Linked DNA regions of Homo sapiens: region 1 is linked to region 2. The links are chromatin loops, found by intact Hi-C in ENCODE. Cell type or tissue: Caco-2. All regions are shown on one strand. Each heading gives the region's core, and the rest is flanking DNA. Links, peaks and the distances in the headings are about the cores only.

The links. Peaks named below come from ENCODE experiments on the same cell type or tissue, not always from the same donor. Only the 100,000 strongest peaks of a DNase experiment are listed, where the experiment ranks them.
Region 1: a loop joins it to region 2, with 5 times the contacts of the local background. A loop is called at or near these places in 3 of 110 quality-filtered maps.

What each region holds. Positions count from the first base shown.
Region 1 is chr15:20,295,267-20,311,187 of GRCh38, forward strand. LOC124903442 reads left to right here and starts at 387. Exons shown (of 5, transcript XM_047433398.1): 1 at 387-528; 2 at 5,118-5,284; 3 at 6,147-6,274. The coding sequence starts at 504. RefSeq lists enhancers at 1-397, 6,690-7,189, 8,989-9,866, 10,355-11,323, 11,324-12,290. In Caco-2, for the core only: no CTCF peak of the experiment used is centred there; DNase peaks (open chromatin) are centred at 6,385, 6,725, 8,185, 9,525 and 11 weaker places.
Region 2 is chr15:20,247,348-20,263,268 of GRCh38, forward strand. It overlaps the pseudogene RHPN2P1. Among named protein-coding and RNA genes, the nearest start is that of FAM30B, 240 kb to the left of the region's middle. In Caco-2, for the core only: no CTCF peak of the experiment used is centred there; no DNase peak of the experiment used is centred there.

The DNA.
Region 1 (15,921 bases), core at 5,100-13,099, 49 kb after region 2:
GGCGGTGGGAGCCGGGCCGGGCCTCAGCGACTGAGGAGCGCCTGCGAGGCGGAGGGTGTCTCGCAGTCCGGGTTCGATCCCAGCCGCGAGCCGTCAGGCGACAGGACATGGTCGGCCGCCTGCCTGCCTCAGTTTCCGCGAGAGTGTGTGTGGGTGTGTGTGGGTGTGTATGGGTGTTGGCCTGCACACACCGGGGGTGGGGGGTTCGGTATACAGTCGGCGCCTAATGCGCGCGGTGCCTCCCCCCTCCCCCCAGTCCCCGTGGGGCGGAAGCTGGGGACTGGAGTCCACCAGAGCAGTAGGCGGCACCCGCGGGGAGACAGGTGTCGGCGCAGCCCGGGAGGATCAGGTGCTACCTCTCCCGGGTGGGGTTTGTGAGGAGTGAGCTCTTCGTCCCCAGTGGCGAGCAAGTCTGTCGGTGGCTCATCACAGAGCACTGTTTTGGAAAGCGTTCCACCCACCTCAGCTTCGTGCTGTGTTTGGGCCACTAGTCAGGGGGAAGGATGCTGAGCGACATGGACTTTAGAGGTGGGGCTCCCGCTGGACGGGATGGCTCTGGGCTCTCGAGCTTACCCCCACCCTTGTCTCCTAAACCCGTTAGAGTGTAGGAATCATTGGGAGCACCTGATAAAAATGCCACGGATTGTGGCTCACCAAAGCAGGGAAGCCGATTTGGAACTTAAACAAGCTCCCAAGTTGTGATCAGTCGAGCTTGGCAAGCACTGTTTTAGAGAGTAGGCTTCCTGCAAGCAGGAGCTGTTTTTGTGTATACCTCACCATGGCATCTTGGTACCTGGCATGGTGCCTGGCACACGGTAGATGATCAGAAAATATCTGTAGAAAGTCTAAATTATTAGGGAGAGTGCAACATAGGAGTTCTTGAGACATTTTCAGGAGCTTCTTGAGATTAATATCTGTCAGATTTGTTTTACAGTATATGATTTTTCTCAGCTCCCAACTTTTGTGATTGTTTTTAATGCCATGTTTTCAGTATGTTCTAGGCAAAAGCAGGGTATATGTTGCTTAGTATACACTATCCACTAGGCCGGGTGCGGTGGCTCACTCCTGTAATCTCAGCACTTTGGGAGGCAGATTGCTTGAGCCCAGAGGCTTGAGGCTGTAGTGAGCCAAGGAGTTAGAGACAGGTGTGGGAAACATAGCGAGACTCGTCTCCGCAAAAATTAGCTGGGTGTGGTAGCGTGCACTTGCAGTCCCAGCTACCCTGGAGGCTGAGGTGGGAGGATCGCTTGAGCTCAGGAAGTACAAGTTGCAGTGAGCCAAGGTTGTGCCACTGCATTCCAGTCTGGATAATACAGCGAAACCCAGTCTCTTAAATAAGTAAATAAATACATAAATGATTATGTATACTCCAGCTAGGTTAAAATTAATTCTAAATCAAAATTCTAAATTAAAATATGCATATTTCTTTCTCTTCATCATTTGAGAACACTAGGCTTTTAGGATTTCATTCCGTTGGGGCAGGTAAATATCTACATTTTTGACAAAGCAAATATGAATTACTGTTAATTCAAGAAAGGTGGGAATTTGCTTAAACCTGAGTATTTGTAGTCTGTGATTTTTTTAAATTTTAAATGTAAATTTTCTTTTTTTTTTTCTTTTTTTTTGAGATGGAGTCTCACTCTGTCGTCCAGGCTGGAGTGCAGTAGCACAATCTCAGGTCACTACAACCTCCACCTCCCGAATTCAAGCGATTCCCCTGCCTCAGCCTCTGGTGTAGCTGGCATTACAAGTGTGTGCCACCATGCCCAGCGAATTTATGTATTTTTAGTAGAGAGGAGGTTTCACTATGTTGCCCAGGCTGGTCCCAAACTCCTTGACCTCAAGTGATCTGCCCACCTTGGCCTCCCAAAGTGCTGGGATTACAGGCATGAGCCATGGCACCTGGCCTTATTTTTATTTTTTTGAGACAGAATCTCAGGCTGCCACCCAGGTTGGAGTGCTGTGGCATGATCTCCACTCACTGCACCCTCCACCTCCCAGATTCCAGTGATTCTAATGCCTCAGCTTCCTGAGTAGCTGGGGTTACTAGACCCGGCTAATTTTTGTTGTATTTTTTTAGTAGGGACTGGGTTTCCCTATGTTGGCCAGGCTGCTCTGGAACTCCTGGCCTCTAGTGATCCACCTGCCTCGTCCTCCCAAAGTGCTGGAATTACAGGCATGAGCTACTGCTCCCAGCCAATCTTTGTGACATTTTGAAATTGAGGTTTATATTTTGTTCAGAGTCAAAGCTAAAATAGAATTGTTTGAAAATTAATATTTCAGGAACTGTTTTTTAATTAAGTTGAATTTTATTTTATTAGTTTCATTTCAGTAGGGTTTTAACTTAAAAAATATATAAATATATGTGTGTGTGTGTGTGTATAAATATATATATATATATATATATATATATTTTTTTTTTTTTTTTTTTTTCCCCTGACACGGAGTCTTGCTCTGTCACCCAGGCTGGAGTGCAATGGCATGATCTTGGCCTCACTGCAGCCTCCACCCTCCCAGCTCAAGCAATTCTTCTGCCTTAGCCTCCCGAGTAGCTGGGACTACAGGTGCCTGCCACCACACCCAGCTAATTTTTATATTTTTAGTAGAGATGGGGTTTCACCATGTTGTCCAGGCTGGTTTTGAACTCCTGATCTCAAATGATCTGCCCTCCTTGGCCTCCCAAAGTGCTGGGATTACAGGCGTGAACCACTGTGCCTGGCCTAAAAAATATTTTTAAAGACAGGATCTAGCTGTGTTGCCTCAGCTGGTCTTGAACTCCCAGTCTTGGCCTCAAGTGATCCTTCTGCCTCAGCCTTCTGAGTAGCTGGAAGCACAGCTGTGAGCCACCACACCTGGCTTTTTTTTATTTCTAATAAAAAATTAATAGAGTGTCTTGTTTCACTGGACAAAATACGCATATATAGGAAGGAAAGACTTTTGGACTTGAGATTGCGCTGAAGAAGAAAAATGGAAAAATTAGGCATTTTAGTCTCTCAGTATGTTATTTTTGTAGCTTATACAGATATGTCTTTTTAAAGTGTCTTTAAAAAGCTTTATTGAGATAAAGATAAATGAGATAAATTCACCTACCATGAAATCAACCCCTTGAGTGCAGAATTTTGTGGTTTATAATATATTCACAGAATCGCACAAACAAGACAGGTATCTAGATACTTTCAGACCATTTTCATCAGTCCACAAGAAATCCCATACCCATTAGCAGTCATCCTTATTCCCTTTTCCCCTAGTCCCTGGCAATAACTAGCCTACTTTCTGTCTCTGAGTTTAGCTCTTCTGGAGGTTTCACAGAATGAAATCTTACTACATATGGTCTTTTGTGATTGACTTATTTCACTTGGCACAGTGTTTTCAAGGTTTATCCATGCTGTAGCGTATATCAGCACTTCATTCTTTTTTAATGCTGAGTAATCTTTTGAATGGATATACCATATTTTATTAGTTCCTCTGTTGATAGGCACTTGAGTTTTTTTTCCAATTTTTGGCTATTATGAACAATGCTGCTATGAACATTTGTGTACAAATTTTAGTGTGGATGTATATTTTCATTTCCCTTGGGTATATCCCTAAGGAATAGACTATCTGGGTCATATGATAATTGTTTAAGACTACAGGCACGTGCCACCACACCTGGCAAATGTTTAAAAATTTTTTGTAGATAAAGGGTCTCGCTGTGTTGCCCAGGCTGATCTTGAACTCCTGGCCTCAAGAGATCCTCTCACCTCAGCCTCCCAGAAAGTGTTGGGATTACAGATGTGAGTCACTGCACCTATAAAAGAGGCTCATACCTCTTTTTACATATTTTTTTTGAGACAGGGTTTCACTCTGTTGCCCAGGCTGGAGTGCAGTGGTGGGATCACAGCTCACTGCAGCCTGGACCTCCCTCCATATGATTCTAGCTGTGGGTGTCTTTCCTGTAGTTTTTATTATGTTGTGGTATGTTTCTTCTGTACCCGTTTCTTTGAGGATTAATAGCATGAAGGATGTTGAATTTCACCAAATGCTTTTTCAGTTTCAGTTGACATGATCATACTGTTTTTGTCATTTATTTGATTGATATGATGTATCACATTGTATGTTGAGTGACCCTTGCATCCCAGGGATACATCGCACTTGATCATGATGAATTATCTTTTTAATGTATTACTGAATTTGATTCACTGGTATTTTGTTGAGGATTTTTGCATCAATATTTGAAATACTGGCCTGTAGTTTCCTTCTTTGATGCCTTTGTCTGATTTTGGTAGCACAGTAATAATGGTCTCATAGAATAAGTTTGGAAGTATTCCCTCCTGTTTTTCAAAATAGTTTGAGTAGGATTCGTACTAGGTCTTTAAATTGTTTGTTGTGAAGCCATCAGCAGTGAAGACATCAGTTCCTGGGCTTTTCTTTACTGGGAGACTTTTTCTGATGGCTTCAATCTCATTTCTTGTTACCAATCTGTTTTGGTCTTGGATGTTTTCATTATTCAACCTAAGTAGGTGTATACAACCTAAGTAGGTGTATTCCTAGATGTATGCATCTAGGAATTTGCCAATTTCTACTAGGCTTTCCAATTTATTGGCATATAATAGCCAGTTATGATCCTTTGAATTTCTGAAGTATTAGTTGTAATGTCTCCTTTTTTTTAATCTGTTGATTTTATTTATTTGAATCTTTTCTCTTTTTTCTTAGTTAGCCTGGTTAAAAGTTTGTCAATTTTGTTTAGCTTTCCAGAAAACCAACTTTTCATTTAATCATATGTGTTTTTTATTTCAATTTTATTTCTGCTATGATCTTATTTATTTTCTTATTTTCGGTTTAGTTTGTTTTTACTTTAATAGTTCTTTAAGATGTATTGTTTATTTAAAGTTTTTCTTTTGTTTGGATGGTAGGCACTTATAGCTGTAAATCTCTGCCTTTGTACTGCTTTCTGCATAACAAGTTTTGGTATACTGTGTTTTCATTACCCTTTGTTTCATGAAATTTTTGAATTTCTGTCTTAGTATCTTCATTGACCCACTAGTCATTTATTCAGGAGGGTAGTGTTTAACTTCCATGTGATTGTATTGTTTCCAAAATTACTCTTCTTATTGATACCTAGTTTTATTCCTTTGTAGTCAAAGAAGATGGCCACGGAGACAGCAGCGTGGTCAGAGTGGTAGGAGCCGGCCATCAGCGAGAGCTGCTCCATGCCTGGCTGCTGGGTGCTACAGCCTGTGGCCCACTGGCTTGCCTCACTGTGGTTGGTGGTGGCGGTGACAGAGACTGCAGCACGACCAAAGTGGTAGGACAGGGGCTATCCAGGGCTGCACCTTTCGCAGTGTGGGGTGGGTTGGGGGCGCTATCCAGGGTGTCATTGCCTGCATTAGGGGTACTGGTTGGTAGCACTGTACAGGGCTTCACTGCACATGGCAGGGAGGGTGGGTTATGGGTGCTTTCTGGGACTGCAATGCCCATGGAGAAGGACAGGTTAGGGCACTATCAGGTATACGCTACTGGTGGCATTGGGGGATGGAGGTGGGGGGAGCTATTGAGGGCAGGACTAGCCGTGGAGAGGGGTGAGTTCAGTGCTATCAGGGGCTGCACTGCTGGCGGCGGTCAGCAGAGTTGGCATCCAAGGAAGGAGTGGTTCTCCTCTCCCTGACTCCACACTCCAGAGAGCGACCCACTCTTGGTCATACTGGGGTGCGGCAGGCGCACAGCGTTTGCGTGGGAATCCTGAGCGTGGCAGAGCCCCCACACCCACCGTGGTTCCTGGGCCTGTGCACTCTGGGTCTGTGCCTCAGAGGCTGCCAGGCACCCCTGGGGACACCACGGGGGACAGGGCCCTGTGTGTGGAGGCGTCCGGAACAGGAATTGGCACCTGGGTGCGGAGGGCTGTCTGGGTCTGAATTTTTCTGCTTCTCCTACTCCCTGAGGAGTGCAGCCCTGGTGGGCCCAATGGTTCCTGTGGAGTGGGGAGCTGGGTGCTGTGGTGTCTCCAGCACCCACCCCAGACCCCAGTTCCTGGCCAGCTTGGGCCAAAGGGAGAGGCTGGACTTTGGAGGGTGGGTGTGAGTGCCTTTGCTGAAACTGGCCCCTGCCACCCAGTGGCTGGCATGACAAGGTGAGGCTCTAACCCTTCCACCCCTCACATCTTCCTCTAGGCTTTTCTGGCTTTGCCCGCCCAGCTGCTCCATGCCAGGAGGAGGAGGAGACACCTAGAGCCTGCGACACCACGGCTCGCCTCGCTGCGGGAGGGTGGCATCAACGGAGACTGCAGTGCACCAGAGTGGTAGGAGAGCGGCCGCACTAGGAGGGCAGGTGGCTGCAGCCAGGGTTGGGGGTCAGGCTTACAGCAATGGACGGGCTGCAGCAGTGGCCAGGTGGTAGGAGCCTTGTAGGGAGGGCTGGCGCATTGGCAATGGCTTTGCCCTGCCCATGCCGTGGATCTGACCCTGTACTGCCCTGCCTTGCCCTGTACCTGCCCTACTGTTACCTGGACTGTCTCGGCCCTGTCCTACTCTGGTCCCATCCTGACCCTGTCTTGGCCCTGTGCTACCCTGTCCTTGCCCTGGTCTTGCCCTGGCACTGGCCCTGCCCTGAACCTGCCCTGGCCTGACCTTGGCTCTGGCCCTGGCTCTGGCCCTGCCCCTTGTCCTGACCCTGGTGCTGTCATGGCACTGGCCCTGCCAATGGTCATGGTCCTGCTCCTGTTCTGGCCCTGACCTGGCCTTGGACATGTCCTGGCCCTGCTTTGGCCCATCCCTGCCCTGGCCCCACCATAGGCCTGCCTGTTCTACCCTCTCCTGGCACTGACCTTGCCCTGTCATGGCCTAGTGGTGCCATTGCCCTGCCTTACCCTGTGCTGGTTGTGCCTTGGCCCTGCTTGGTGCTGGCCGCTCCCTGGACCTGCCCTGACCCTGCCTTGGCTTTTGCCCTGCCCTCACTATGGCCTGGCCCTGACCCTAGCCCTGGTCCTGCCATATCCCTGGCCCTGCCCTTATCCAGGCCCTGGCCCTGCTGCTGGCCTGGAACCTGGTCCTGTCAAGGACCTGCCCTGACTCTGCCATGGCCCTGGCCCTGCTCTGCCTTGTTCCTGGCCCTGACCCAGACCCAGACCCTTTCCTGGCTCTGCACTGGCCTTTCCGTGGTCCTGAGCTGGCAGTGGTCTGCCCCTGGTCTTGCCATCACCCTGCCCTGCTGTGCTCTGGATGTGTCATCACCCTGACCTGGCCCTACTCTGCCTTTGACCCTGCCCTGGCCTTACCTTGGCCCTCACCCTAGTCTTCACTAGGCCCTGCTCTGGAGCTGGCCCTAGCACAGACCTGGCCCTGACTCTGGCCCTGGTCTTTGTCCTGCCATAGCCCTGGCCCTGAAGTGAACTTCGAGGTGTCCTGGCCCCGGCGTAACATAGCTCTGCATTGGCATGTCCCTGCCCTGCCGCTACCATTGCCTTGCCCTGCTCTGCCCTGTCCCAGTACTGACCTGGCCATGCTATTTCCCTGCCCTACCCTGCCTTGGCTGTGCCCTGGCTCGGTTCTGGCCCTGGCCCCGGCCCTGCCCTGGACATGCTCTGACACTGCCTCAGCCTCGGCACTAGCCTGGCTCTTCTTTGGCATCAGCTCTGCTCTCTGTGTGGACCGGCTCTTGTCCTGTCCTGCACTGGCCATACCATGCCCTGCCCTGCCCTGCCCGACTCAGCCCTGGCTCAGCCCTGGCCCAGCCTTGGCCTTGGCATTGCCCCTGGTCCTGCCATATTTCTTGCCCTGTCCCTACCCTGGCCTTGGCCCTGACCCTTACCTTGCCCTGGCTCTGCCCTTGCCCTAACGCAGCCCCTGGCCCTGTCATGGCCCTGCCCTGGACCTGTCCTGGCCCTGGCCCTTCCCTGCTTGAGACCTTGCCCTGGTTCTCCCCTGGCCCTGACCCTGAAATGCCTGGCCCTACCCTGGCCTTGCACTGCTCTGGCCCTTGCCCTGACTCTGGTCCTGTCACTGGCCTAGCCCCAGCCCTGTTGCTGGTCTTACCATGGCCCAGACCCTGCCTTGGCCCTTCCCTGACACTGTCCTGGACCCTGGCTGTGCCAAGATCCTGCACTGACCGTGTCCTTGTTTTGCTCCTGCCCCGAACCTGGTCCTGCCCAGGCCATGGCCATGGCCCTGGCCCTGCCCTGGCTGTTCCCTGGCCCTGCCCTGCCTTGGCCCTATGCTTTCCTGGCCCTGTCTTGCCTGTCCTGGCCCTGCCTTGGCCCTAGCCTGGCTTTGACCCTGCCCTGGCCCTACCTTGGCCTTCACCCTAGCCTTACCTGGCCACTCTGTTGGACCTGGCCATAGCACAGACCTGGTTGTGGCCCTGGCCCTGCCATGGCCCTGTCCCAGACCCTAGCCCTGCCAGGTACCTGTCCTGGCCCAGCTCTGGGCCTGGCTTTGTCCCTGGTTCTTAGATGAACCTGGCCCTGCACCTGCCCTTGCCCTTGCCCTGGCACTGGCCTTGGACATGTCCGTGGTCCTAACCCTGGCCCTGCCCTGGAGCTGCCACTGTCTTGGCCCTGCCCTGGCTCTGGCCCTGCCCTGGCCCTGGCCCTGCCCCGGCCCCAGCCATAGACCTGCCCTGGTTGGTCATGCCCTACCTTAACCCTGTGCTACCCTGGGCCTGCTCCACCCTGCCCTGGCCCTGCCCTCCCTTTGGCCCTGCCATGACCCTGCCTTGGCCCTCACACTGGCCCTAGCACAGACCTGGTCCTATCTGTGGCCTTAGCCTGGCATTGACCCTTGCTCCTGACCCTGGCCCTGCCATGGCCCTTGCCCTGCCAATGACCCTGACAGCCCTGGCCCTGGCCCTGTCTTGGCCCTGGCCCTGAACTGGCCCTGCCCTGACCCTGGCCCTGAAGTGGATTTGCAGGTGTCTTGTCCATGATTTAACCTGGTCTTATCATGGCCCTGTCCCTCCCCTGGCTCTGTCCTGGTCTTGTGCTGACCCTGACCCAGACCTTGGCCCTGCCCCAGCCTTGTCCTTGACCTGGCCATGGCCCTGCCTCTGCCCTGGACCGAGGCTGGCACTGGCATGGACCCTGGCCCTGGCCGTTCACTACTTAAGGCCATACCCTGGCCCAGCCCTGGTCCTGACCCTGTCCTGGCCCTAATTTGGCCTGGCTCTACCCTGGCATGCTATTCTGGCCCTGGCCCTGACCCGGTCCCTGTCCCTGTCCTGGCCCCAGCCCCGTTGCTGGTCCTGCCATGGCCCTTGTTCTGACATTGCCCTTTCCTGGTTCTGGCCCTGGCCCTGTCCCAGCCCTGCTCTGGCCCTGGTCTGAACCCTGGCCCTGCAATAGACCTGCCTTGGTCCTGCCCAGACCCTGGCTCGGGCCCTACCTCTGCCCTGGCCATACCCTTGCCCTGGCCTGGACCTCGGTCCTGGTCCTTGTCCTGCCCCAGCCATGGTCCTGGCCCTGCCCTGCCTGTGCCCTGTTCTATCCTGGGCTGGCCCTGCCATGGCCTGGTCTTGCCATTGCCCTGCCTTAGCCTGCCCTGCTTGTGCCCTAGATCTGCCCCGGCCTTTGCCCCGTCTTGGTTCTAGCCTTGACGCAGCCCTGGACCTTCCCTGACCTTGCCTTAGCCCTGGCACTACCCTGGCCTTGGCTTGGCATTTGCCCTACTCTATGGCCTGGCTCTCGTCCTGCCCTTATGCAGGCCTGACCCTGCCTGTGCCTTGGCTTTGGCCTGGACCTTGGCCATACAGTGACCCTGCCATGACCCTTTCCTGGCCCTGGCCTGGAACCTGGCCCTGCCAAGGACTCGCCCTGGCTCTGTCATGGCCCTGGCCCTTTTCTGGATTTGGATGTGTCCTGTCCCTTATTTCCCCGGCGCTTCCCTGGCTCTGCCATACCCCTTCTCTGGGGTAGGGCCAGGGTCAGGACCAGGGTAGGGCCATGGTAAGGCCTGAAGATGGGAAGGGCCAAGGCAGCGGCATGACCAGGGAAGGGTCAGGGCCAGGAATGTGGTAGGACTAGGGGCAGAGCTGGTACTAGGGCTGAGCCGGGGCAGAGCAGGAGAGATTACGTTAGGCTGTTATGTAAAATTTTTATTTTAGATTTTTAAGATAACTACAGTAGTAGTAATAATGTCTATACTATGTTGTTTGTAATAGTAATAATATTTGCAGTAAATAATCACTAAATTTTAACTAATACTATCTTTGCTTCCAGTAGTATTCTATGAGTATAATTTTATCAATATGTAAATATGTGAGGCATTGATTCTCACAATAATTCTACATGCTAGGTACTTAAAGCATCCCCATTTTCCAAATGTAGGAAACAGGCATAAAGAAGTTAAATACTTGGCCAGATTACTCCTGTAATCCCAGCACTTTGGGAGGCCAAGGCAGGCAGATGGCTTGAGCTCAGGAGTTTGGAACCAGCCTGGGCAACATTGTGAAACCCCATCTCTACTAAAAATGCACAAAAAGAGCTGATTTAAGTTTCTTGTAGGATTCTGGTTATAAAACACTGCTCAAACACACAGGGCATGGATAGGGCAGGGCCAGGGACAAGGTCAGGCCAGGAAGGGGCCAGGGCCAAGGCAGGGCCAGAGCTGGACTTGGAGGTGTCCTGGTCTGATTTGCCCTGCCCCAACGTTGGCCCAGCCCTGCTCTGGCACTTCTGTCATGCCCTGTCCCTGGCCTGAGCATTGGCCCTGTCCCTGTCCTGCTTCTGGCCCTGCCCCGGAGTTGACCAGGCACTACCATGGTCCAGTCCTGCGTTGCCCTGCCCTCCTCTGCCCTGGCGCTGCCATGGCCCTGCTTGGGCCCTAGCTCTGCCTCGACTCTGGACCTGCCCTGACTCTGCTCAGCCCTGGATCTACCCTGACTCTGCCTTGGTGTTGCCCTCCCATCTCTATGGCCTGGCTCTGGCCGTGCCTTGCACAGGCCATGCTCTGCCCTGCATGTCCCAGCCTGGGCCCAGCCCTTGTCCTACCATATTCCTGACCCCAGCCGTACCCTTGTTCTGGCCTTGACCCTGCCGTGGCCCTCTCCTGGCCCTTCCTTGGTCCTGCCCTCCCCTTCCATGCCCTGGCCTTGCCCTCACCCTGCATTGGCCCTGCACTGGTCCTGCCCTGCCCTGGCACTGCCTTGGCTACGGCCCTGCCTTCTCCCTGGCCTTGCTCTTGCCCTGACCTGGCCTGACCCCAGGCCTACCGAGTCCATGAAATGGCCCTGGACTTGCCTTGCCATCGTCTGTCCTGGACCTGTATTGTCCCCACCATGCTCTGGTCCAGCACTTACCCTGGCCCTGTTGCTAGTCCTGCCACTGCTATGGCCCTGCCCTGTTTTTGGCCATGCCCTGTGCTACCTTAGCCCTGCCCTGCCTTGGCCCTACCGTGGCCTTCTCCTACCCTGGCCTGGCCCTACACTAGCCTTTTCTACCCTGGCCTTGCCCTTCCCTGGTCTTGCCCTGCCCTGGCCTTGCCCTGCCCTGGCCTTGGCTTTGCCTTATCCTGGTCCTGGTTCTGCCCTGGCCCTGCTCTTGCTCTGGATCCTCTCTGGTTTTGCCTTCTCCCTGGCCCTGCCCCTGGCCCAGTCTTGACCCTGGCCCTGGCCCTGACAATCCCCAGGCCCCACACTGGCCATGCTTGGCCCTGGCCCCTCCTTTGGCCCTGCACTGGCCCTGTGCTATCTTAGTCCTACCCTGGCCCTGAACTCGCCCTGGCCCTACCCTCACCCTACACTGGCCCTGCCCTACCCTGACCTTGCCCTGGCCTGGCCCTGCCTTTGGCCTGCCCTGGCTCTGGTTCTGCCCTGGCGTTGCCCTTGCCCTGGACCCTCCCTGGCCATGTTTTTTCCATGGTCCTTCTCTGGCCTTGCCCTTGCCCTGTCCCCTTTCTGGTCCTGCCATGTTTCTGGCCCTGCCCTGTCCATGTCCTGGACCTGACTCTGGCCCTGGACCTCCCTGTCCCTGCCCTGCCATACTCTGGCCCATTCTTGCTCTACACTGACCCTGCCCTGCCTTGGCCCTGTGCTACCCTAGCCCTGCCCTGGCCTTCTGCTGACCCTGATCCTGCCATGGCCCTGGCCCTGCCATGTCCCTGCCCTGGCCCTGGTTCTGCCCTACTTCTGGCCCTGGCCTTGGTCCTCTCATGTCCCTGGCTATGACCCTGCCCCTGGTTTTTCTCTGTCCATGACCCTGCCCCGGTTCTGTCCTATCCCTGGCCCTGTCTCAGTTCTGTCCTAGCCCTGGCCTTTCACAGTACTTTATGCTTAGTAAGGGCTCCATGGTGTCTGTGAGTTGAATGTTGTGTTCATAGTATCTGCCAAAACAGAAAGAAAAAAAAATCTGATGATGAGAAGTTAAAGCTTTGTATATAATATGCCTTGAATTGTAAGTGCTTGTTATTAGTTGTATTACATATAGGTCATGGTTTTGTACACATAACTCCAAACCATTGATACTGTTAAAAGAGTATATGAATATATGAAAGAATGTATAAACGTAAGAATGTATGAGTATCTAATGAACTTTCCAAATTAATTTTTATTTTTAGCTCTATTAGATTTTTCTCAGTGTAACAAATGTTTATTCCTATGTAATTAAGGGCGTATTTCCTGTACAGAGTATTCATATTACCTAATTGAAAATTATATAATACAAAAATATAATATTATTTTTAGGCCAGGCATGGTGGCTCATACCTGTAATCCCAACATTTTGAGAGGCCAAGTTGGGAGAATCATTTGAGTCCAGGAGTTGACCAGCCTGGGCCACATATTGAGACCTTTTCTTTATTAAATAAATAAATAAATAAATAGGTTGGGCACTGTGGCTCATATCTGTAATCCCAGCATTTTGGGTTGCAGAGGCAGGAGGATTGCTTGAGCCCAGGAGTTTGAGACCAGCCTGGGCAGAATAGCAAGACTCCATCTCTACAAATAATAAAATATTAACCAGGTGTGGTGGTGCGCACCTGGGGTCCCGGCTACCCGGGAGGCTAAGGTGGGAGGTTTGCTCAAGGCTGCAGTGAACTGTGAATGCACCACTGCATTGCAGCCTAGGCCACAGAACAGGACCTTGTCTATAAATAAAGAAATAAGTAAAAACATAAATAAAAATAAGTAAAAAGAAATATAAGTAAATATAAATATAAATACATGTAAATATACAAATGAATACATGAAAACAATTTTTAAATTTAACATCACTGAGGGCATCCTATCCATTTCATTTCATGATTCCATTACGTCATTTCACTTAGATGAAATGATAATATGACTTGAGATGAGATGAAATGACTAAATGATGAGATGAGATGAAATGATGAGATGAAATTTTGAGATGAAATGGTGAGTAGAAATGATGAGATTAAATGATGAGACAAAATGACAAAATTGAAAAGAAATTGAAAGGAGATGAGATGAGATGAAATGAGATGAAATGATGAGATGATGGATGAAATGATGAGATGAAATGAGATGAAATGATGAGAAGAAATGATGAGATGAAATGAAATGAAAAAATGAAATGATATGAAATAATGAAATTGAAATGAGATGAGATGATATAATGAGATAAAATGATGAGATGAAATGAGATGAATGATGAGATGAAATGATGAGATGATAAAATGAAATGATGAGATGAAATGAGATGAAAAATGATGAGATGAAAAATGAGATGAAATGAGATGAAATAATGAAATGAGATGCAATGAAATAATGAAATTATGAAATGTAATGATGAAATTGAAATGAGATGAGATGAAATGATGAAGTGAGATGAGATGAAATGAGATGAAATGATGAGATGAAATGAGATGATGAGATGAGATGAGATGAAATGATGAGATGAAATGAGATGAAATGAGATGTAATGAAATGAGATGAAATGAAATGACATAATGAAATGCAATAATGAAATGAGATGAAATGCAATAATGAAATGATGAAATAAAATGATGAAATAAATGGAAATGAAATGGAAATGATGAGATGAGCAGAAATGATGAGATGAAATGATGAAATGATGAGATGAGATGAAATGATGAGATGAAATGAGATTAAATGATGAGATTAAATGATGAGATGAGATGTGATGAAGTGAGATGAAATGATGACAAGATATGATAACATGAAATCAGATGAAATAATGAGATGAAATGATGAGATGAAATGATGAGATGAGATGAAATGTGACGAGATGAAATGACAATGAAATGAAATAAATGATGAAATGGAATAATGAAATGGAAATGATGAGATGAGATGCAATGAGTTGAAATGATGAGATGAAATGATGAAATGATGAGATGAAAAGATGAGATGAGATGAGATGTGATGAAATGATGACACGAAATGATGACATAAAATGAGATGAGACGAAATGATGAGATGAGATGAAATGGTGAGATAAAATGATATGAAATGAGATGAAATGATGAGATGAGATGAGATGATGAGATGAACTGATGAAATGAAATAATGAGATGAAATGAAATAATGAAATGAAATTGAAATAAATTTGAGATGAGATGAGATGATGAGATGAACTGATGAAATGAAATAATGAGATGAAATGAAATAATGAAATGAAATTGAAATAAAATTGAGATGAGATGAAATGAGATGAAATGATAAGATGAAATTATGAAATAAAATGATGAAATGATGAGATGTGATGAGATGAAATGATGAGATGAGATGACATGAAATAATGAAATGAAATTGAAATGAGAAGATATGAGATGAGATGAAATGATGAGATGAAATGATGAAATGATGAGATAAGATGAAATGAGTTGATGAGATGATGAGATGAAATGATGAAATGATGAGATGAAATGAGTTGATGAAATGATGAGATAAGATGAAATGAGTTGATGAGATGATGAGATGAAATGAGATGAAAAGATGAGATGAAATGATATGAAATGAAATTAGATGAAATGTAATGAGATGAAATGAAATGACATAATGAAATGAAAAAATGAAATGAAATAATGAAATGAGGTGAAATTAAATGAGATGATGAAATTAAATGATGAAATGAAATAATGAAATGGAAATGAAATGGAAATGATGAGATGAGATGAAATGATGAGATGAATAATGTGATGAAATGAGATGAAATGATGAGATGAAATGAAATAATTAAAGGAAATTGAATTGAGATGAGATGAGATGAAATGATGAGATAAAATGAGATGAAATAAATGATGAGATGAAATGACGAAATGCTGAGGTGAGATGAGATGAAATGAGATGAAATGATGAGCTGAAAGGATGAGGTGAAATGATGAGATGAAATGATGAGATGAGGTGAGATGAGATGAAATGAGATGAAATGATGAAATGATGAGATGAGATGAGAAGAAATGAGATGAAATGAGATAAGATGAGATGAAATGATGAGATGAGATGAGATGAAGTGAAATGAAATGAAATAATGAAATTGAAATGAGATGAAATGAGATAAAATGATGAAATGAAATGATGAAATGAGATGAAATGATGAGATGAGATGATGAGATTAAATGATGAGATGAAAAATGATGAGATAAAATGATGAGATGAATTGAAATGAGATGAAATGAAATAATGAAATGAGATGAAATGAAATGATGAAATGATGGTATTGAAATGAAATTGAAAGATGAGATGAGATGAAATATGAAATGTTGAAATGAAATGATGAAATGAAGAGATGTGGTGAGATGAAATGATGAGCTGAAATGATGAGATGAAATGAAATGAGATTAAATGAGATGAAAAATGATGAGATGAAAAATGATGAGGTAGGGAGGAGCCAAGATGGCCAAATAGGAACAGCTCCGGTCTACAACTCCCAGCGTGAGCGACGCAGAAGACGGGTGATTTCTGCATTTCCATCTGAGGTACCAGGTTCATCTCACTAGGGAGTGCCAGACAGTGGGTGCAGGTCAGTGGGTGCGCGCA
Region 2 (15,921 bases), core at 4,062-12,061:
AAAAACCTTTTTACAATATTAGCCGGGCATGGTGGTGCATGCCTATAGTCCCATCTACTCAGCAGGCTGAGGCAGGAGGATCACTTGAAGCCAGGAGTTCGAGGCTGCACTGAGCTGTGATTGCACTACTGCACTGCAGCCTGGGGGACAGCAAGACGCTGTCAAAGAAAGCAAATGAAAGAAAAGGAAAGAGGAAAGGAGGGAAGAAGGGTAGATGGGGAGGAGAGAAAGAGAGAAAGAAAGAAAGAATAAAGGAGAGGAAAGGAAAGGGAAAGAAAAGGAAAGCAACAAGGAACAAGAAAAGGGGAGGAGAGGGGAGGGGATGAGGGGAGAGGGGAGGGGATGAGGGGAGAGGGGAAGGGTGAGGGGAGAGGAGGAAGGATGAGAGGAGAGGGGAGGGGAGAGGAGGAGAAAGGGGAGTGAAGGGGAGGTGGGAGAGGGGAGGAGAGGAGAGGAGGGGAAGGATGGGAAGGGAGGGGAGGGGAGAAAGGGAAGGGAGGGGAGGAGAGGGAGGAGGGGAGGAGAGGAGAGGGAGGAGGGGAGGAGAGGGGAGGGGAGGAGAGGGGGGAGGAGAGGGAGGAGGAGAGGAGAGGGAGGACAGAGGAGAGAGGAGAGGGAGGACGGTGGAGAGAGGAGAGCAGGGGAGGGGAGAAGAGAGGGGAGAGAAGGGGAGAGGAGGGGAGGGGAGGGTAACAGAGGGGAGGGAAGAGGAGGGGAGAGAACGGGACAGGAGGGGAGGGGAGGGGAGCAGAGGGGAGAGGAGGGGAAAGAGGAGGAAAGAAAAGAAGAGTGGAGAGTGAGTCCAAGGTTTCTGGCCTGAGCACCTAGAGGGGTGGGAGTTGCCATCACTGAGACGGGGAAGCTGCGTATGTGTGCGTGGGGGCAGATTAGGGTGGTGGAGGTGAGGTCTGCACATGGGAAGAGATAGTCACACTGAGACATGGCAGAGACCAAACCAGGACACTTCATTACCAGTCATTAGGTGTTCTTGGTAATTCAGCCATGCATAAAGAAATCAACAAACGTTTCCTTCCCTGTTAGCATGATACAGGCCACCCTATGGACCCCAAGGGAGATGGTTAAAGTCCTGGCTCCACAGTGGGAGGCCTGGGTGCTATGGAACCCATGAGAACACAGCCTGGGAAGCCCTCTGAGGCTCAGGACTGCACCTCATGACTTCTGAACCCAAAGTGGCCACGATGACTTGGAACACCCCCCTCTCCCAGGCCCTCTTCAGGGACCTCTCTGTGGCTGTCTGTGAGCAGGATCAGCTGGGCACAAAGTGGGACCCACATGTGGATGCAGAGGGACACACACCCAGCTGTCGGCGCTGCTGATCATTCTTCAGTGTGGCCAAGGGTGTCAGCCCCTCTGGCATGTGGTCGTAGAGCTGGGACAGGCACTTCTCCTGGTGGTCCAGATCCATGCCTGGCTTCACTGCAAAGAGAACCACAGGTTAAATCCCCTCTCATGGATCTGGCCACAGACCCACATAGAGATTTCTCTTTCTACCATGTCTCTAGTTTCCTTTCTTCTGCAGTTTCACAAGGCATTTGGGATCCTCGCTCTCCTTTCTGCCCCTGGACACACCCCAGGCAGTCTGACCCTCAAGCTTTTTTTTTCTTTGAGACGGTCTCACTCTGTCACTCAGGTTGGAGTGTGGTCTCACTCTGTCACCAGGCTGGAGTGCAATGGCACAATCATAGTTCACTGCAGCCTTGAACTCCTGGGCTCAAGTGATCCTCCCACCTCAGCCTCCTGAGTAGTTAGGACTACAGACATGCACCACCACATGCCAGGCCAATTTTTAAATTTTTTTGTAAAGATGAGGTCTTGCTACATTGCCCAGGCTGGTCTCAAACCCCTGGGTTCAAATGATCCTCCTGCCTTAGCCTCCCAAATTGCTGGGATCAAATGTGTGAGCCACCATGCCTGGCTACCCCGAAGCTCTTGCTCATTGGAACCAGTCATGCTCCAGAGGTTCAGAATTTTTTTTTTTTTTGAGATGGAGTTTTGCTCTGTCGCCCAGGCTTGGGTGCAGTGGGGTGATCTTGGCTCACTGCAACCTCCACCTCCCGGGTTCAAGTGATTCTCCTGCCTCAGCCTCCCGAGTAGCTGGGATTACAGGCACGTGCCACTATGCCCAGCTAATTTTTCTATTTTTAGTAGAGACGGGGTTTCAGCATCTTGGCCAGGCTGGTCTCGAACTCCTGACCTCATGATCCACCCAGCTCGGCCTCCCAAAGTGCTGGGATTGTAGGTGTGAACCACCACACCCGGTGAGGTTCATAATTTGACCCTGAGCCCCCACACGCTACCTCCTCTGACTCACCCACCACACAGAACCTCCTAGCATAGCCCAGACCCTGTCATGCCTGGCCTGCACCCCTCTGCAGGCCTGCACCCCTCTGCAGGCCTGCACACCTGCAGCACAGCCCCTTCCTGCTTCAACCACACCCTCCCTGGTGCATATCCTGCTCTCAAACCTCACAAAACCACTCTCCACTTCCCCAGCACCCTCGGCCTCTATTCCTGTGCTCAGACACTTTACTCCCTCTAGGCTGACCCTGCCCTCCTGTGCAGATGGAAAAGTTGAACTCAAATGTCACCGCCTCTGAGAAGCCATCAATGACTGCACCATGGAGTCCACCTTCTGCTGCATTTGTGTCTCTGCAGCAATCACCAAGGCACTATATGGTATTTCTATTTGTTTCCACATCTTGTCTCACCTAATAGACTGTATAGTACTAGGAGTGGTGGCTCACACTTTCAGAGAACCTACAGCATATAAAGCATTATTGAGCTTTGCATACAGGCCCTTCATTTTCATGACAGCCTGTGAGGTAGAGTCTCTCCATATACCCATTTTACAGATGAGAAAATCGAGGCAGAGGACAGCTAAGTAACTTGCCCAAGGTAATACAGCTCATTCATGGCAGAGCTGAGATATGAACCCAGGAAGTCTGGCTCCAGAGGCTGTCTTTTTAATTCCTCAGGAGGCTGCCTGGATTAGTACTCATTAGATCAAAAATCCCTGGCCAGGCACCGTGGCTCATGCCTGTAATGCCAACACTTTGGGGAGGCCAAGGCAGGACAATTGCTTGAGGCCAGGAGTTTGAAACCAACCTAGGCAACATAGTGAGACTCCATCTCTACAAAAAAAATTTTTTTCAATTAACTGGTGTAGTGTCATGTGCCTGTAGTCCCAGGTATTCAGGAGGCTGAAGTAGGAGGATCGCTTGAGCCCAGGAGTTCAAGAAGGCAGTGAGCCATGATCATACCACTGCACTCCAGCCCCACCCCAAAAAATAAATTAAATTAAATTAAATTAAATTAAATTAAATTAAATTCTGATCATCACAGATTTTTTTTGCATTAATTTTTATTTTATTATTATTTGTTTTTTTGAGATGGAGTCTTGCTCTGCTGTCCAGGCTGGAGTGCGGTGGCACAATCTCGGCTCACTGCAACCTCCACCTCCCCGGCCCAAGCCATTCTCCTGCCTCAGTCACCAGAGTAGCTGGGATTAGAGGCACACGCCATGCCCGGCTAATTTTCGTATTTTCAGTAGAGACAGAGTTTCACCTTGTTGGCCAGGCTGGTCTCGAACTCCTGACCTCAAATGATCTGCCTGCCTTGGCCTTCCAAAGTGCTGGGATTACAGGCGTGAGCCACTGTACCCGGCCTGCATTAATTTGGATTCTTTTAAAATATTACCTTAAAATGTTACCTATCTTGATGCCAGCATTTTTGGCATTCCCTTAGATTCTAGATTCCAGGTGAAAATTCATCCTCTTGCACACAGGCAGAATTAAAGGTGCCTCCTCTTCCTCTCTCTAAAGAAGCTTATAACCCCTAACCCCACCATGGCCTGTGCAGCAGCTGCCTCAGTCATGGGTCATTCTCATCCTCTGCCTTCAGCCTGTGAGCATCTCCAGGGAAGGCAGTTAGCTCTCGCTCAGCTCAGAATCACCCCTGGGGCAGCTGGACCACAGCCCTGGCCAAACCCCTGAACCCCACAGGCCTTACCCTGGTGGTCAATGAGGAGGATGGCAGTGAAGTAGTGGGCCAGCGCCGTGTAGTGGTGGGCCTTCACGCAGGCCAAGCTGGCCCAGGAGTAGGGGATGTTCTCTTTCACCAGCGCCTGGCTCATGGCTGCGTGCAGCTGTTGGTAGACCTCTCCCACCTGAAATAGAAGGGGCATTGGGAAGGGGCAGCCCGGCACAAGGGCCCTCATGAACCCATTTGCAGAGAAAGAGCCCTTTCTTCTTCTCATGCAACAGCCCCTGCCAGGGGCTGCTCCAGAATCTGGGAGCAACTCCAAGCAACCCCTCATTCTGTCACTGTCACAGTTAACAGGGGGATCAGGCTGCTGTCATTATGCTGGTTTTTAGGTTAAGCTGCACATGGAATCAGTGATCCGTATCTGAAACACCAACACTTGCCAAGAAAACTCAAGCCAGCAGTACTGGCCGGAGCTGGCACAATGCCCAGGTCACAGGCAAGCTCCCGTGGGAAGGCCCCGCTACTTCCAGTGCTCCTGTGCCAGCATTTACCGCCCACTCCCCAAAGTCACAGGAACCAGGGAGTCTTACCTTGGCAGCCTCCTGAGCCACCTTCACCAGCATGAAGAATTCATTCCGGATCCCAGGAAGGCTGATTTTCTCAAACACGCTTTCTTGGGCTTGTGTAAGCATCATTTTGACAAGCACGCTGAGCATGGCAGGGCTCATGTCGTAACTTGGAGTATGGGTAAATGTCTCTTTCAGGTAGTTTAAAACCCCTAAAAGTGGAAAATGTTTTGCCCATTAGTTCGGGTTTACATTTACTTCATCACGTTGCTGTAGAGAAAGATAGGAGGCCAGGTGCGGTGGCTCATGCCCATAATCCCAACACTTTGGGAGGCCAAAGCGAGCAGATCACTTGCATCAGGAATTTAAGACCAGTGTGGGCAACATGGTGAAACCCTGTCTCTACAAAAAATACAAAAATTAGCTGGGTGTGATGGCGTGCACCTATAGTCTCAGCTCCTCTGGAGGCTGAGGCAGGAGGATTGCTTGAGCCCAGGAGACAGAGGTTGCAGTGAGCTGATATCTCACCACTGCACTCCAGACTCCGTCTCAAAAAAAAAAAAAAAAAAAAAAAAAGGAAAGATAGGAGAAAAAAAAAAGAACCAGTGTCCTACAACATATTAAAAAGTTTGATTCTCAATTATATGGTCCAGCAATTCCACTCTTATGATATATATCCCCAAACAGTTGAAAGTGGGGGCTTAAATGATACTTGAACACCTGTGTTAATAGCAACATTATTCACAAGAGCTGAAAAGTGGAAACCACCCAGACATCCATGAGCAGATGAATGATTAAACACAATGTGGCCTATCCATACAATGGAATATTTTTCAGCCTTAAAAAGGAATGAAATTCTGACATATGGTACAGTGTAAATAAGGGCATTATGCTAAGTGAAACAAGCCAGTCACAAAAGGACCAATATTGTAGGATTCCATTTAGATAAGGTACCCGGAATAGTCAAATTCACAGAAACAGAAAGGAGAATAGAGGTTAGCTGGGGCTGGGAAAGGGGGCAATGGGAAGTTATTGCTTAACTGAGTAAGTACAGAGCTTTGCTTATCCATCATCCAGATGGAAAAGTTCCGGAGATAGCTGGTCACAGGGGCTGCTGCCTATAATCCCAGCTACAAGGGAGGCTGAGGTGGGAGGGTTGCTTGACATTAAGAGTTCAAGACCAGCCTGGGCAACATACTGAGACCCCTGTCTCTTAAAAAAATATATACTTTTTAAAAATGTATTTATTTTATTTATTTTTGAGACAAGATCACACTCTGTTGCCCAGACTGGAGTGCAGTGGCACGATCATGACTCACTGCAGCCTCAAACTCCTGGGCTCAAGAGGTCCTCCCACCTCAGTCTCCTGAAGAGCTGGGACTACAGCCATGCACCACCCCACACCCAGCTAATTTTAAAATTTTTTGTACAGATGGGGTGTGCCTATGTTGCCCAGACTGGTCTCCAACTCTTGGATTCAAGTGATCCTCCTGACTCAGCATCCTAAAGTACTGAGATTACAGGTGTGAGCCACCTTGCCTAACCAACAAAAAAAATTTTTAACTTCCGGAGATGTTTAGTGGTAATGGCTGCACAACACTATGAATGTACAAATGCACTTAATGCCATTGAACTGCACACTTCAAAATGGTTAAAATGTGCTTCTGGTTGGCAGATAATTTTAAAATTTTAAAAATTTAAGATAATCATTAAAATGGTAATTTTATGTTCTGTGTTATTTTACTATAATAAAAAACTGGTTAAAATAGTCCATTTTAAGTTATATATGTATATTTTAACACTATTTATTTATTTATTTATAAATAAGCGCCCAGGCTGGAGTGCAGTGGCATGATTTCAGCTCACCGAAACCTCTGCCTCCCAGGTTCAAGCGATCCCCCTGCCTCAGCCCCCCAAGTAGCAGGGATTACAGGTGCCCACCACCACACCTAGCTAATTTTTGTATTTTTAGTACAGACGGGGTTTCACCATGTTGGCCAGACTGGTCTTGAACTCCTGACCTCAGGTGATCTGCCTGCCTCAGCCACCCAAAGTGCTGGGATAACAGGTGTGAGCCACCCCACCCAGCCTTTTAACCCAATTTTTTAAAATTGGATTGTCTTCCAAAACACTTACATCTCTATTGAGTAGAGAAACCAGCCTGCTCCCCACAACTCCTGTGTCACCTGGGACAAAATTCCATCATGACAGGTATGGAGATGCAAGCAGACAGCAGGCAGAAGGACTGAGGGGCTCACAGGCGGCCAGGCTCACACATAAGATCTGAGTCATTCAGCAGTCCAGGGCTTTTCCCCTGGACCTCAAGAAAGATCTATTCTGGCCAGGTGCGGTGGCTCATGCCTCTAATCCCAGCACTTTGGGAGGCCGAGGCGGGTGGATCACCTGAGGTCAGGTTCAAGACCAGCCTGGCCAACATGGCAAAACCCTGCCTCTACTAAAATTATAAAAATTAGCCAGGCATGATGGTACACACCTATAATCCCAGCTACTCAGGAGGCTGAGGTAGGAGAATCACTTGAACCCGGGAAGCGGAGGCTGCAATGAGCCGAGATCTCACCACTGCACTCCAACCTGGGTGACAGAGTGAGATTCCATCTCAAAAAAAAAAAAAAAAAAACTCAATCCGTCTGCTCCAATGGAAATTTTCATGCTGCAGCCTTCCACTGACTTCTTTATAGTTTAGAAAATTAACTGTCCAAAGCGCTAACTGACAATCAATCTGGAACTGAAATAGAGTCTCTCATATGAATCCCATCCAACTGGGTCCTCTGGTTTTGTTGCTGAGCAAAAAAAAAAAAAAAAAAAAAAAAAAAAAATCCCCACCCTGTGGAGGGATGGCACCTGCTGTTTTGAGCTGTGAGCTCCGTGGGGGTTCCCTCACCCTCCCCACTGTTCTCCCACTTGCTTCATTTCATCTATAATTTGTCTCCACTGCTATAATCTCAGTGACAGGACACAGAGTGCCTGCCTAAGATTCCCCAGAAAGATGAGTCCAGAAAAAAGATTTACAACAAAAGAAATCAACTCATACTTGGAATCTTAGCATATCGCTTCATCCCAAGAGACCAATCTTTCATTTTTTTAATTAATTAATTATTTTTTGAGACAGGTTCTTGCTCTGTCGCCCAGGCTGGAGTGCAATGGCACGATCTTGGCTTACCACAACCTTGGCTGATCCTTCCATCTCAGCCTCCCAAGTAGCTGAGACTACAGGCATGCACCACCAGGCCCAGCTAATTTTTGTACTTTTTGTAGAGATGGAGTTTTGCCTTGTTGCCCAGGCTGATCTCAAATTCCTGAGCTCCAGCAATCCACCCACCTCAGCCTCCTAAAGTGCTGGGATTACAGGCATGAGCCACCATGCCTGGCCTATTTCTTGAATTAAAAAAAAAATTCTTTTTGACAATCATAGCTCACTGCAGCCTCAAACTCCTGGGCTTAAGTGATCCTCCTGTCTTAGCCTCTGGAGTAGCTAGAACTATGGGCGTACACCACCATGCCTGGCTAATTTTAAATATTTTGTAGAGACAGGGTCTTCCTGTGTGGCCCAGGCTGGTAGGACCAATCATTGTAACATCAGAAATTTCACAATGAGTTGAAGTGGCAAAGCTCTGGTTCTTCACAAGCTTGCAGGGCAAAGTGATATCAAACAATGATCCACATGGGTGGAAGGGGATCACACCCCAAAGCAGAATGTCGATGATCAACCTAGAAGGCAACACACTATAGAGCTAGTGTGGAGAACACACTGTGGTCTACACTGTGCCCTGCTCTTGCATCCATCCCCACGGGGAGTCTGACCCAGACACAGGCCCTGCTATGGGGGAGCAAGGCAGAACCCGTAGGCAAGGGTGAGCCGTGCCAGGCTCACCCACAGCACTGGGTCTGGTGACCCCGGTCCTCTACAGGTGTAAGCACTAGGTTGCTTTTCTCCTCGACCCCGCACCTCGTTCTCATACTAGGATTACCTGAGGTCAGGAGTTTGAGACCAGCCTGGCCAACAGGGCAAAACCTCATCTCTACTAAAAATACAAAAATTAGCCGGGCATGGTGGCAGACGCCTGTAATCCCAGCTACTTGGGAGGCTGAGGCAGAAGAGTTGCTTGAACCCAGCAGGCAGAGGTCGCAGTGAGCAGAGATTGTGCCACTGCACTCCAGGCTGGGTGACAAGAGCAAGACTCTATCTCAAAATAAACAAATAAATAAAATAAAATAACAAAAGACAGTTCCCAGAAGAAGGGAACTGAGCTATGAGACATCCTTTGAATGCATCACTTGACCAAGGGTTGAGAACACCCACCTCATGCTGGAGAAGTTGGCAGAATGCAGGTGACATAAAGGCATGGAGGGGCAGGGTGCGGTGGCTCACCCTGTAATCCCAGCATTTTGGGAGGCTGAGGCAGGCGGAACACCTGAGGTCAGGAATTCGAGACCAGCCTGGCCAGGATGGTGAGACCCCATCTCCACTAAAAATACAAAAATTAGCCGGGCGTGGTAGCGAGTGCCTGTAATCCCAGCTACTCAGGAGGCTGAGGCAGGAGAATCGCTTGAAACTGGGAGGTTTCAAGCAGTGAGCCAACATTGCGCCACTGCACTCCAGCCTGGGCGACAAGGGCAAAACTCCATCTCATAAATAAATAAATAAATAAATAAATAAATAAATAAATAAAGGCACGGAGAGTAATATGCACAGATAGGGTACACCTAATACAAGAAAAAGAAGCCTACAGTTTCACTATTTGGGAAAAGTTATTCTGCTCTTCATGACAGTGTTGAAAGAAACAGTTATGCACTGCCATCCCAGGGCCACTTGTCTGGAAAAGATCAATCATCAGCCACAGGATTCACCATGTACATCAGCCATCCCAGACTGAGGTCTGAACCACCAAGCAAGTTTCTTTTTTTTTTTTTTGAGATGGAGTCTGGCTCTGTCGCCCAGGCTGGAGTGCAGTGGCGCGATCTCGGCTCACTGCAAGCTCCGCCTCCCGGGTTCATGCCATTCTCCTGCCTCAGCCTCCCGAGTAGCTGGGAATACAGGTGCCCGCCACCAGGCCCAGCTAATTTTGTGAATTTTTAGTAGAGATGGGGTTTCACCATGTTAGCCAGGATGGTCTCGATCTCCTGACCTTCGTGATCCACCTGCCTCAGCCTCCCAAAGTGCTGGGATTACAGGCATGAGCCACCGCGCCCGGCCAGAGCAAGTTTCTTAATGGGAAGTTACACCAGAGCTGAAGACTGGTCTGGCCCTTGCAGGGGACGACCTGTAGACCCTCTTCAGTGGGGGGTCCCCTGGTGCCACCAGGCGGGGCCAAGGCTCTGTCCAGTCAGCCCTGGAGGAGACATACCTGCAGCTCTCTGAAAGGCATCTATGGCACTCTGCAGCCCAGCCTGCATCTGCCAATAGCGCCACGTCCCAATCTGGGTGTAGAGGGCCCCAGTGTTGAACAGGACACTGGCCTTCTCCAGCAGCAGGTTCTGCTGGCTGACCAGAACCCCATTGAGGGAGTCATACCTATGTGAAAGAAATGCATTCAGGGAGTACAGATTACTTGGCTAGTTAATGCTACTTTTGGATGCAAGTGGAAAAAATTATTATTATTATTTTATTTATTTATTTTTTTTGAGACAGAGTCTCACTCTGTCGCCCAGGCTGGAGTGCAGTGGCGTGATCTCGGCTCACTGCAAGCTCTGCCTCCCAGGTTCACGCCATTCTCCTGCCTCAGCCTCCCAAGTAGCTGGGACTATAGGCACCCGCCACCACGCCCAGCTAATTTTTTGTATTTTTAGTAGAGACAGGGTTTCACCGTTTTAGCCAGGATGGTCTCGATCTCCTGACCTCATGATCCGCCCACCTCAGCCTCCCAAAGTGCTGGGATTACAGGCGTGAGCCACTGTGCCTGGCTCTATTATTATTTTTTTAAGAGTCAGGATCTCACTCTGTTGCCCAGGCTGGAGTGCAGTGGTGTGATCATAGCTTACTGCAGCCTCCAACTTTAGGGCTCAATTGATCCTCCCACCTCAGCCTCATGAGAATAGCTGGGATTACAGGTGCATGCCACCATACCTGCCTAATTTTTTTTTTTAATTTTTGTAGAGATGGGGTCTCACTATGTTACCCAAACTGCTGTTAAACTCCTGGGTTGGCTGGGTGTGGTGGCTCACACCTGTAATCCCAGCACTTTGGGAGGCTAAGGCGGGTGGATCACCTGAAGTCAGGAGTTCGAGACCAGCCTGGCCAAGATGGTGAAACCCAGTCTCCACTAAAAATACAAAAATTAGCCAGGCATGGTGGCAGGCACCTGTAATCCCAGCTACTCAGGAGGCTGAGGCGGGAGAATTGCTTGAACCCGAGAGGTGGAGGTTACAGTGAGATGAGATTGCACCGCTGTGCTCCAGCCTGGGTGACAATAACAACAACAACAAACTCATTTCTTCAATAAAATTCAAGAATGCACATGCACTGAGGCTTTTGTTTCCAAGCAAGATGACAGGACTAATCGCACTGACCGCCACAGCCACACACACAAATATCTGATGGGGTAACTTTATAAACACAGCATGGGACATCCAGACAATGGACTATTACTCAGTACTAAAAATGGAGCCTTTTCAAGCAAGCCTTGAAAAGATGCAGAGGAAACATTACTAAGAGCCAACCTGAACGTTGCTACCTACTGTATAGCACGCTGTGTGAGTCCAACATTCTGAAAAGCCAAAAACCCGGGAGACAGAAGAAAGATCAGGGGTTGCCAGGACTTAGGGGGAGGGAGGGAGGAACGGCAGAGCACACGGAGGATTTTTCCAGCAGTGAAACTCTTCTGTACGACACTGCAAAGATGGATCACTGTCACTCTATGTTGGCCAAAAGCTGCAGAATACACAAGTACAAGAATGAACCCTAATGGGAACTATGGACTCTGGGTGATAATGATGTGTCAGGTAAGTTCCTCAATTATAAAAAAAAAAAAAAAATGCGCCAGGTGCGATGGCTCATGCCTGTAATCCCAGCACTTTGGGAGCCCGAGGCAGGCAGATCACAAGGCCAGGGATTGAGACCAGCCTGGCCAACGTGGTGAAACCCCATCTCTACTAAAAATACAAAAATTAGCCAGGCGTGGTGGGGCACACCTGTAGTCCCAGCTACTCAGGAGGCTGAGGCAGAAGAATCACTTGAACCCAGGAGGCGGAGGTTGCAGTGAGCCGAGATCACGCCACTGTCCTCCAGCCTAGGCAACAGAGCAAGACTCCGTCTCAAAAAAAAAAAAAAAAAAAAAAGGGCCAGGTGCAGTGGCTTACACTTGTAATCCCAGCACTTTAGAGGCCAAGGCAGGTGGATGGCTTGAGCTCAGGAGTTTGAGACCAGCCTGGGCAACATAGTGAAACCCCTCTCTACCAAAAATACATGGTGGTGGCATGTGCCTTTAAGCCCAGCTACTTGGGAGGCTGAGGTGGGAAGATGGCTTGATACTGGGAGGCAGAAGTTGAAGTGAGCTGAGATCACACCACCACACTCCAGCCTGGGCGACAGAGTGAGACTCCGTCTCAAAAAAAAAAAAAAAAGAAAAGTGTGTGTGTATATATATATAGCTTCTCCTAAATGAAATATGGCAATTACTAACCCCTCATAATTCTTTCTGAAATCTAAAACCTCAGGATTTGTTTTACTTGTTTATTTTTTCAGACCAAGTCTCACTCTGTTGCCTAGGCTGGAGTGCAGTGGCATGATCATGACTCACTGCAGCCTCAACCTCCTGGGCTTAAGCGATCCTCTCATCTGATCCTCCCAAGGAGATGGGACTACAGGCATGTGCCACCCATGCCTGGCACATTTTCTCTAATTGTTTTGTAGAGATGGGGTCTCACTGTGTTGCCTAGACTGGTCTCAAACTCCTGGGCTCAAGTGATCCACCAACCTCGGCCTCCCAACATGCTGGGATTCCAGATGTGAACCACCACACCCAGCCTAGGACTTGTATTATTTATTTATTTTTTTTTTAATTTTTATTTTTTGAGACAAAGTTTTGCTCTTTCACCCAGGCTGGAGTGCAGTGGCGCCATCTCAGCTCACTGCAGCTTCTGCTTCCCGGGTTCAAGCAATGGTCCTGCCTCAGCCTCCTGAGTGGCTGGGATTACAGGCGCCCACCACCACACCCGGCTAATTTTTGTATTTTTAGTAGAGACATGTTTGTCAGGCTGGTCTCGAACTCCCGACCTCAGGTGATCCACCCACCTCGGCCTCCCAAAGTGCTAGGATTACAGGTGTGAGCCACCGCACCTGGCCCTAGGACTTGTTTTAAAGTTTACTCATGAACCAAGGGGTGTGCAGACAGCTTCTCCCTAATTCATGACTAAGGAGAAACCACCTTTCACCATGCAGACAGCCTGGTGCATTGTTAGGAAAAGTCATCCCCCTTTCCTTTGCTTTCAATGAGGAAGGCATCAGTAGCCAACCATCGGCTATAGAAACATTCAATTCTGATATGCCCCGACCTTCTAGGATGTACTCTCCTTTCACTGACACTCCTAAAAACACTCAGAGAAGGGGTGCAGCATCTCCAAAGTACTTTTTTTTTAGGTTGTTGGTGTTTTTTTTTTTTTTTAATACAGACTCTCACTCTGTTGCCCAGGCTGGAGTTCAGTGGTGCAATCTTGGCTCACTGCAACCTCTGCCTCCCAGGTTCAAGTGATTTTCCTGCCTCAGCCTCCCAAGTAGCTGGGACTACAGGCACGCACAACCATGCCCAGCTAATTTTTGTATTTTTTAGTAGAAGCAGGGTTTCACCATATTGGACAGGCTGGCCTCGAACTCCTGACCTCGTGATCCACCTGCCTCGGCCTCTCAAAGTGCTGGGATTACAGGTGTGAACCACCACACTCAGCCTTTTTTTTTCTTTTTTGAAACAGGGTTTCACTCCTATCACCCAGGCTGCAGTGCGGTGGTGTGATCTAGGCTCACTGCAACCTCTGCCTCCCAGGCTCAAGTGATTCTCTTGCCTCAGCCTCACGAGTACCTGGGACTACAGGTGCATACCATCGTACCCAGCAAATTTTTGTATTGTTTGTAGATATGGGGTTTTGCCACATTGCCCAGGCTGGTCTCAAACTCCTGGGGTCAAGTGATCTGCTTGCCTCAGCCTCCCAAAGTGTTGGCATTATAGGTGTGAAAACCACTGTACCCGGGCTCCCAAGTATTTAAAGTATACTAATCTTTGAAAACACCAATTGGGTCTACGGCCATACCACCCTGACGTGCCTGATCTTGTCTGAAAATACCAATTGTGGAGAAGAATCAAATCCTCTACTTCCATTTTTTAAATCTGATCCAAGCTGAGTGTGTAGCTCATGCCTATAGTCCCAGCTACTCAGGAGGCTGAGGCAGAAATATCACCTGAGCCCAGGAATTCAAGACTAACCTGGGCAACACAGTGAGATCCCATTTCAAAAGAAACCTGATCTATTTCTGTTTGGTGCTTTTGTCTCACTGGACAAGACCTGATTTTCTCTCTCTCTCTCTCTCTCTCTCTCACTCACTCACACATACACATGCATGCCCCAGTCCAATCTGAGACAAGAATCTTGCTTCTGACTAATTCCATTTCAGAGCCCTGTGCTTCCCCAGTGATACAACAAGCAAGAAAAATGTCTCCTCTCCTTGGCTCACCTGTTCTGAGAAGCAAGAGGCCACAGTCTGTTGGGGCCATCTCCCTCGGATCACCTTCATAAATAAATACCAATGTATTGATATCTTTCTAGACTTCCCTGGATAAATGCAAGATAGGAAAGGGGGCTGAGGTGCACAGGGGTGCACCCCGGATAAATGCAAGATAGGAAAAGGGGCTGAGGTGCCCGCAGAGGGGCGTCTGTGATGCTGAGGCTCCGAAACTGTGGCTGCCATAACACGTGAAGCACCAGCGCAGACCTCAAGCACCTACCAGGTGAACAGGAGTCCCATCTGCCGCGTGGGTGGGAAGAATCAATTCTCAACAAAGCCCAGCTGGATGAAGTATGTCATCAGCAGTTCCACCCTGGCCTCATCCCGGCTGGGCGTCCGACAAGCCTGCGAGGAAAAGAACCCCAGAGGGCATGAGCAGAGGAGGACACAGCTGACAGCCCTTCCCGGAAGGTGCCCTGCACATACCAGCAGGTGCCTGTAACTATTTCTGCAGTATGACGACCTCACTGCTGGCATCATAAACTCTAGGAGGGGTGGAAAGAACCTGGCAGGAAGTCAGAAATCCTGGAATCCAGTCCCAGCCCTGCCAGGAGGCAGGTCTCTCCCCTTCTATGGTTTTCCTTTTTTTTTTTGGGGACGGAGTCTTGCTCTGTCACCCAAGCTGGAGTGCAGTGGTGCGATCTTGGCTCACTGTAACTTCCACCTACCAGGTTCAAGTGATTCTCCTGCCTCAGCCTCCCGAGTAGCTGGGATTACAGGCGTGTAGCACCATGCCCGGCTTGTTTTTGTATTTTTAGTAGAAACGGGGTTTTGCGATGTTAGCCAGTCTGGTCTCAAACTTCTGACCTCAGGTGATCCACCCGCTTCAGCCTCCCAAAGTGCTGGAATTACCAGCATGCACCACCACGCCCAGCTAATTTTTGAATTTTTAGTAGAGACGGGGTTTCACCATGTTGGCCAGGATGGTCTGGAACTCCTGATCTCAGGTGATTCTCCTGCCTCCGCCTCCCAAAGTGCTGGGATTACATAGGCGTGAACCACCGTGCCCGGCCTCCTTCTACAGTTTTCTTATGCAGCAAATGGAATGGATGATTCCAGCACCCCCCAACCATCACCTCAATCTACCCACGATTCTGTTAAGACCACAAGCATGCAATAATGGGGTTCCCCGAAGACTTGGAAAAACTACCCTCCCCTCTCTGCTGCACACAAAAACTTACTTGTCTCGGATCCATAAGATCTGTGATTTCATCTTCATATAAATAGCCATCTTCACTGTAATGTTCCAGGATAAAATCCTTAAAGAAAAATAAGGTTAGATACTATAAAATGTGATTGAAAACCATGTATGTGCATAACAGTAATATGTCATTTGTGACCTGTTTCTAAAAAGGCAGAATAAAGAAAAACTTACAGTGATTTTCAAAGTGGGGGAATTTATTTTCTTAATTTATGTAGTTTTTTTTATATGGAGTCTTGCTCTGTAGCCCAGGCTGGAGTGCAGTGGCACAATCTCGGCTCACTGCAACCTCTGCCTCCCAGGTTCATGCAATTCTCCTTCCTCAGCCTCTCAAGGAGCTGGGGTTACAGGTGCCCACCACAACGTCTGGCTAATTGTTGTACTTCTGACCTCAGGTGATCCACCCACCTCACCCT